Regions from separate parts of the Homo sapiens genome. Here region 2 is linked to region 1. Evidence: chromatin loops called from intact Hi-C (ENCODE). Cell type or tissue: K562. All regions are shown on one strand.

The links. A loop is a pair of places that touch in the nucleus more often than their neighbours do. Peaks named below come from ENCODE experiments on the same cell type or tissue, not always from the same donor. Only the 100,000 strongest peaks of a DNase experiment are listed, where the experiment ranks them.
Region 2: a loop joins it to region 1, with 2.4 times the contacts of the local background. A loop is called at or near these places in 1 of 110 quality-filtered maps.

What each region holds. Positions count from the first base shown.
Region 1 is chr6:68,759,968-68,763,967 of GRCh38, forward strand. The region is part of intron 3 of ADGRB3 (adhesion G protein-coupled receptor B3); the gene reads left to right. Among named protein-coding and RNA genes, the nearest start is that of ADGRB3, 130 kb to the left of the region's middle. In K562, a CTCF peak has its summit at 1,544 (motif pointing left); a DNase peak (open chromatin) is centred at 1,534.
Region 2 is chr6:68,694,001-68,698,000 of GRCh38, forward strand. The region is part of intron 3 of ADGRB3 (adhesion G protein-coupled receptor B3); the gene reads left to right. Among named protein-coding and RNA genes, the nearest start is that of ADGRB3, 61 kb to the left of the region's middle. RefSeq lists an enhancer at 319-871. In K562, no CTCF peak of the experiment used is centred here; a DNase peak (open chromatin) is centred at 2,031.

The sequences.
Region 1 (4,000 bases):
AGTTTGGGTATGATACTATATTTTTGGTTTTATTCTGGCCAATGTACCCTTAACTTGGAAAATTACATTTAATTACATAATTTGCTAGTTTGACCTATTTCTTTTATATCTTAAAAGCATAAGCAGATACAAGCAATTCAGTACTTCTGATCATTGTATAATTTACATTATGGTCAGCATTGCATAATGAAAATCACTTATTCGTTGCAAATGATGGTAGTTCCTTATGCAATCAAAGATGGAGGTAAACATTTAGAATGTGAATTATTTCTGAAAATGACAAACACATACACATACACACATACACACAACTCAAGGACATTTCTCCCCTAGGGGTGGTTGTCATATACTTCAGTAATGCAGATTAAATTTCTAGTAGCTAGTTGGATAGAGCTTTTCCTATCAGGGAAGCTAAAATTCATTAAAAACTAATTAGAAATGTATGGGAGGTTAATTTTCCACGTTAAGCCTTATGAAAGTGAGATAAGTAATTCATAAAGTATCAAAGGATTGCTCTGACCAGAACCAAAGAAAATGACATTACCAAGTATTGTTTCCTGATAAATCACAGAAGCTATGAAAACAAGACAAGGCAAAAACTCAGGTTCAACTCATCTTGCTTTTTGTCAGAGGAAAACAACAAACGTAATGTCTACACAATTCTATTAAATGGTGGTTCCTGGCAAAGAATCTGTGAAGTAGCAGCTGTCCACACAGGTGGACTGCCTCCATTTTAGTATTCTAGCTAGAGAAAATCATGCCATTTGCCAGAATACATTTACCCTCAGCAAAACGTCACTGGGTATGAATTCTAGCTAGATTCAATGTCCAATTACTGAGCCCACCACAGGACACTATAATAGCAGCATGTCCAGTTCTCTGAATAAATTTGTCAGCTGCATTCAACATGCAATTTAGATATGTGGCATATAGTGGAAACCAAAAGGAAATATTCAAATACTATAATTTTTCCTTTTGCTAAACTTATAATTTCTAAAATACATTGGTATCATTTTTAATGTTGTCTTCCAGTTAAATGGCTTGGGTTATTTCCATGCTGGAAAAATTAAGTTGATTCTGTTGATATCCTTTCCTGCTGCCTCCTCCAGCGGATGTTCTCACTCCTCCCTGGTGATCCTAAGAAACAGGACAGCTGCTGACGGTAGTAAACAGCAGTACAATTCCTGCAGTCCCAATTCGGATCACATACCCTGTTAAGGCAGGAACTCCCCACCTCCAAGTCTCCAGGTGAAAGGCAACAAGGAGAGAGGGAGAAATAATAGATAGTATGTAGACAGTGCCCTAAATATTTTCAAACAAGCACACTTGGATTTACATATTTATATAAATGACCTAAACTTCTTTATTTGTCCCTTTCTTTTGACTCACCTAGGTTTTCAGTTGGTAACTCCTTGCAGGCAGTCTCAGGCGTGACTAGTTAATTCCATGGTGCTACTTTGAACCTAAATTAGGCTTCTACAGTTACTACATATTTCTTTGTATGTGTCAGTGTAGCACAGGTTGTGCTTTGGTGTCCTCTGCAGGCTTGTTCAGTGTCGATGTGGTGCTTGCTTGGTTGACTTCAGTGAGTGCACAGAGTATTATGCTGCTACGTTCCAAAATATGCAGGCGCCAGACATGTATTTTCTCTTTTATTATATAGGCTGTAGGTGATGTTACATAAACCTGTTTTCTCATGCCCCGTTTCTTTAGATTCTGCTTTTTTGTTGTTGTTGTTTCAAACTTGTTTGTCCTCTGATCAAGTCTAAGGTTTTTAAACAGGACAATGCAAATATGTTTTACTATTAGGTTTTCTACTCATCATTACACTGTGTTCAAAAATGGTAATTGAAAATGGAAAATGGAAAATTGTTATGAGACCAATTAGATAATGTGCATGTCAAGTTCAAGTTTAACTGAGAAGTGTTGTATGTGACCATTATATTGTCTAGTATTTTCTATAAGAATGGCAGATTTTTATTCATATCAATCATATAATGATTTAAACCATATTATTACATTTAAAATCTACCTTAAGGTAAAATGAAAGTTTCGTGTAGTGAATATATACAAATATTCAGATATCAAAGAGATTTACAATGTCCCTGAATGGTAAAACTGAATAATTGTACAAATATTGTTTCTTTCCAAGGTATTTTATAGTTTTAATGCAGTATTTTAAAGGTCATCTTTTTCCACTCTTTTCTCCACCATCTCATCTTCTGTCTTGTTCAATCCCTTCTCTTTTCCCCCTTCTTTTTCTCCCTAACTTTCTCTTCTTTTCTCCTCATTCTCTCTCTCAGTTTTCTGATCCCCTTTTTAAGAGCTTTGTAATCTGGAGTTAAATGAAAATGTTAACAGGTGAAAATAACTTATATATTTTGTTAAAATAAGTGAGTAACGATGAGCAATTTGATTGACTAAGAGCTAAATCTTACTGTGAACTCACAGTAATTAAATTAGCAATTTACAGATAAAGCATCAAAATAAGACAAAATAGACATAAGTCCAACCATGAATATATATATATAGAGAGAGAGAGAGTGATAGAGGTGACCAAATAAATTAGTGAAACAAAGAATTGTTGAATAAATAGGACTAGTAAATTAATTATTTGAAAAGGTAAAAGAAAGTAAATTAAAACAATAAAATAAGTCATAAACATATTTGCTTAAATTATAAATGTCATACGATACTTAAGGTCAAGTAGCAAGGTCCTCATAAAAATAACTGATAAGTGGAACCTAAATAAAATTGTCAAAAAATTAGACTCATAATCATAAAAAGTAAAATAAGAATTATAGTAATAACAATAGCACCTATCATTTGCTGAAATTCTACATTCTCTCAAAAAACCTGCTAAGTGAATTATTTATAATAGCACACGTAACCATCTATTAATCACATTACTCTGTAAACTTCAAGGGAGGGACATAGGGTTTAAAGATTTAAAGTAATTTATTAAACTCAGAGTCAGAATTTAAAACTTAGCCTGACTCCATACATTCATTTAAAACATTCCTTGTTTGTGGTCATTTAGGTTGTTTTAATTAATTAATACTATAACAACTAGTTGATATTTCTGATACTCACAAACATACACATACATGTGTTCATTTAGGAGATAAATTTTTCTTTTTTGAGATGGAGTCTGGCTCTGTCACCCAGGCTGGAGTGCAATGGCACGATCTTGGCTCATTGCAACCTCTGCCTCACAGGGTCAAGCGATTCTCCTGCCTCAGCTTCTCGAGTACATGGGATTACAGGCGCCCACCATAATGCCTAGCTAATTTTTATATTTTTGTAGAGATGAGGTTTCACCATGTTGGCCAAGCTGGTCTTGAACTCCTGACCTCAGGTGATCCGCCCGCCTTGGCCTCCCAAAGTGCTGGGGTTACAGGCATCAGCCACTGTGCCTGGCCACTTCTTTTAACTGTTATACTTTAATCATTGAAAAAGACATGCTACTCCTATTTTATTCATTTAATGTCACCTTGGTAGGCATTCATATTGCTTATTGATTTTTCCCCTATTACAAATAAGTTAACATGAAATTTTAATATACCTATGTTTTGCTCATATTAAAGGCTGGTAGAATTACTGAATGATAAGGGATGCACATTTTAAATGTTAACTAGATGTTATCAGAAGTGATGGCGGGTATTTCTATCTTGTTTCTGAATTTAAAGGTAATGCATCTGAAGATTGACCATTAAGGATAATCACACTTTATATTTTTTTGTTTTAGAAGAGTTGCTATTTTTCTTTACTTGAAGAAATTTTCTTTTTTTATGTAATATTTTTAGACATGAGGCCGGTGCGGTGGCGGTGGTGGTGGCTCACACCTGTAATCCCAGGACTTTGGGAGGCCGAGGCAGGCTGATTGCTTGAGCCCAGGAGCTCAAGGCCAGCCTGGGCAACATGGTGAAACACTGCCTCTACCAAAACTACAAAAATTAACCTGGTGTGTTGGAGTGTGTCTGTAGTCCCAGCTACTCAG
Region 2 (4,000 bases), 66 kb before region 1:
TATATTGGTCTTTGATTTTCATGCATATTTATGAATTACCAAAACAATATTTTTCATTCTGAACTTATGATATCAGCAGGACTGGATGTTCTATACTAATTGACAAATTAGATGCATATTAATCACCAGGAACACATGGTGGCATCTACCCCCAAATTTGGAAAGCACTCAAAAGTGTCATTTGCAAATTTAGGACTGTTGACAAAATGGGCAGTTTTTCTTTATAGGAGGCATGATGCCAGGGGCCTAGTGAATTGACATATTGCACCTTATTATAAGAAAGTATACAGAGGATGAATATAATTTTATTTCCTAACTTGGTTAATAAGATGTATAGATCCATTTAGAACCACCAGCCATCCATTTGAGTGGCAGAAACCTAACTTAAGTGAATTTTTTTATATCCACCCCCACCACTATACTGAGATTTATCGAAGTTTGAGAGGGTAACTAGTATCAAGGCACTGGTATGGGAGTGAGGTGGGGGGAGGTGTGTATGAAAGGGCTAATTCACCTTGTTTTTTTAGTCTTCTGACTACACACACAGATGTCTGCTGAGATGTCCATTATCCCATGTGGCCCTCAATTATTTTTCCTATTGTTTACCTCAGAGGCATGCTGTGTTCCTCTCCTCCTGATCCCTTAAACTCTGGTGCTCTGTCCCTTTTTTGATGGTCATTCTCTTGTCTCCAGCCTACATTAGGAAAAGGAAATGAGTATTTTGAACTTTCCTAACTCCCAATAACTGCTCCTGTCCCTCATCTCTAGATTCTATCCCTTCACCACTATCTTCTTGCTCCCTAGGCCAGGGTTCCTGTCTTTGGAGAAAGCATCAGTCTTTTTAAACACCATTCTCCCAAGCATTGTGGTTAATACCTTGGACTTCTTTTTATGTCTCTATGGGTTTAGGGTTTTAGAAATCAAAGTCAGCAATACTCATCCTTTTCTGTATTGGGCCATTTTATATCCCCTCTTACGAGGTAATAGGCATCGTATAGTCTATTTTCAGTGATATCTAATAAAACTTGTGATGATGGAAATAGCTACATGTGGCAACTGAGCACCTGAAGTGTGGCTAATGTGACTGAGAGAGTGAAGTTTTAATTATATTCAGTTTTAATTATTTTAATTTAAATGGCTACATGTGGCTAGTGGCTGCAGTATGAGATAGCACAGATAGCTGCTTGAATGTAGAGAAATGACAAAGGGGAGCAATATGATAAAGGTGAGGCTTTTAAAAAATGGCTATAATTGAAAAATATCATCCAGTCCTGAAATCATATCAGAGAATTTCTTTTGACATCTGTATAGCATGCCAAAATTGAATTGAAATTACCATAACTCAAATTGCCTTAAAAAAATTGTCCCTCCTTCTGAGTGTAATTTCTTCTTGCACTCATTTACCACTAATGGGAGACAGGTAGCAGGGAGAAAAGAGGGGAACAAATCTAAACTTTCAGCAAAAGGCCTCTTCTGAGTAGATTACCAGTCTCTTATGCTAGTGTTTGCTTTCTCATTCCAAGATGGCGTCAGGATGTAAAAGAAAGCCTAGGAACATGTCTTCTTGTGATGGGGAAGGGCCCCCTGGATTGTGTGACATTTCCTCGGTTTCTTTTGGTCTCCTAAAGACTGGGACCGGACATGAGTGATGTCTGGGTAACTTCTTAACTACTGTTAAGAGTCCACAGCGAGTGAGACTTGCAGTCTATTCTTGGTGGGTCTTGCTGTTGCTGTCCTCTCCCAATCTGACTGCTACCTTGATGGGATCAAAATGCTGGCTCTGTCATACAACACATATAGGGATGACTGAGCCCAAATAGACAATCTCGGTGTCATTTTTCAGTGCTTTTGACCCTACAGAGGTAAAATAACTGCGTGTGACACATTAAATGTTGTGAGGCAAAGGAGCTGGATTCTCAGATGTTCTTGGCTTCCCCCATTTGCATATCTAGGATTTTTGTTGTGGATTTTCTTAGCGCCTTCCTGTATTTGGCTGCGACCCAAAGGGGGTAGTCTCTTTTCAGGTTCTGTTTATCTGAATCTCCCCTTCCTCCTCTCTGAAGGCTTTCCATTCGTCTTCTTGCCTGGCCAGAACTTCTCTGAAATCCCGTTATCAATGGTTTACAGTAAGCTTTTGTGATCCGAATTAGCCAAGATTAACACTTAATATTTAGAGGGAACTTTTGGAATTTCTCATTTTCTCTTTAAGTAAATCTTGGCACTTAAGATTATTGTGTCGCTGTGGAATCAAATGCTTATTTTGGAAATTAAAAGCTGAATGTATTTTTTTTTACTCTCTACTTTTCTGCATTAAAGATACAAAGGCCTATATAATAATGTTAATAAAGCCATCTATAAGTTGGATTTTAAATTTTTATAGTTTCCTGTATTTTTGAAAATTGACATTTGCCACTTTTCTTCTAAAAATTAAAAAAAAAACCTATGGGATTTTGCACAACCTAATTTGGAAGTAAAATCAAAATCACAACTGAATTAACGAAAGTTTTTGGATAAGGAAATTCCTGAACTTGATGTATTATTATTCTGACATGGAGGAAAATGTTCCTTATGAGCTCCTTCTAGGACATTTACATTTATAATATAATAAGAATAATTTTTTTCACATTATATGACAAATTTATATAATTTTTTCTAATGATTACCAGTAATTAAATGTCAGTTTCTAACTTGGCTCCAAATAGTTAAATTTTAAACTATTTTAACAATCATAAAGTGTTCAGGTCCTTTAGTCAAGGACAATTAACCATTTATTTTTATATTACAGGAGGTCAACATGAAGCAAATTTAGACAAATTGTAGTTAACTTTGCATAAGCATTTTCTTTAAAGAAAATCTGTAAACTCCAGACTACTTTGATTAATTTAAAAACCTTTCGTCCTCCTGTAAATTGATTCCATTGTGCAAATGTCTTGTACTGTGGTACTTCTTACTCTTAGAGAATTGTCACCTGTGCTATTCAGTCAGCTCAGTCAGTGAGAATAAAAAGACCTCAGAGAACCACAAAGAATTCTAAGAAGATGCTCTCTCTCTCTCAGGAACTGTGTGTTGGATGGATCAAACCTTGAAATCAAAATGTTCAACTTTGAGTTTATGTTAAAAAGAAAGCTTCCCATATTAATGTCTAGAAATAAGTTTTACACTGTTCTCTCTTGGAAGGGCATTATTTTTGCATTTTGTTGACAAAAGCAAATTTCATAAATAACTGTTTCATTTCAATTAACCAGTTTCTTTGGGATTTATTTTAAGATGGACTTCTTAAAGTAAGGCTTTTGATATTTTTAAACTTAGAAATTTGTATATATGGCCTGCTTTGATCATCATTGTTGATCAATGCTTATAATACTAGTCTAAGTGGCAAATGAATTTTTCTCTTCGAGCATGTAAACTCATTTATATACTTGTTCTTTTAAAAAAAATACATGGAATGCCTTTTTGTGCTGGATTTCTTTGTTCTCTCTTCTATTGCAGGAGGTTAAGCTTTTCATAGTAACATTTTTAGTGTTGACTCATACTACTTATCTTAATAATTTCAATCAGTCTAATGGAGTGACCTAGCTACTTGGTTCTGTATAATGATGATTCCTGTCTAGAAATCATCCTCAGACTTCCTTGTCTTCTCTTTTAGTGAAACAAACTGTACAGCACTGTCACTCATTTTAATAGGGGCAATGTCATTGCTTGCCACCTGTTATTTAATCTTTAGGATTTGGCAAAACAGACACCTTTCTTTTTATTCCACATTGCCCTGTTTACCAGATATAGGACTAGCTCTTTGCTGTTGAAGACTTTCAAAGGATTTGCATTTAGAGGAACTTGAGGTTGAATTCTGACTCCATCAATTAATAGTCAAATAATGTTGTACAAGTTATTTATATAATATAAAATTATATTTCTTCATCTGTAAAATTGAATTAATAATATCTTTTATTTGGTTTTATTGTAAGGATCAAATGGACATATAGAGAGGCAGATATAGATA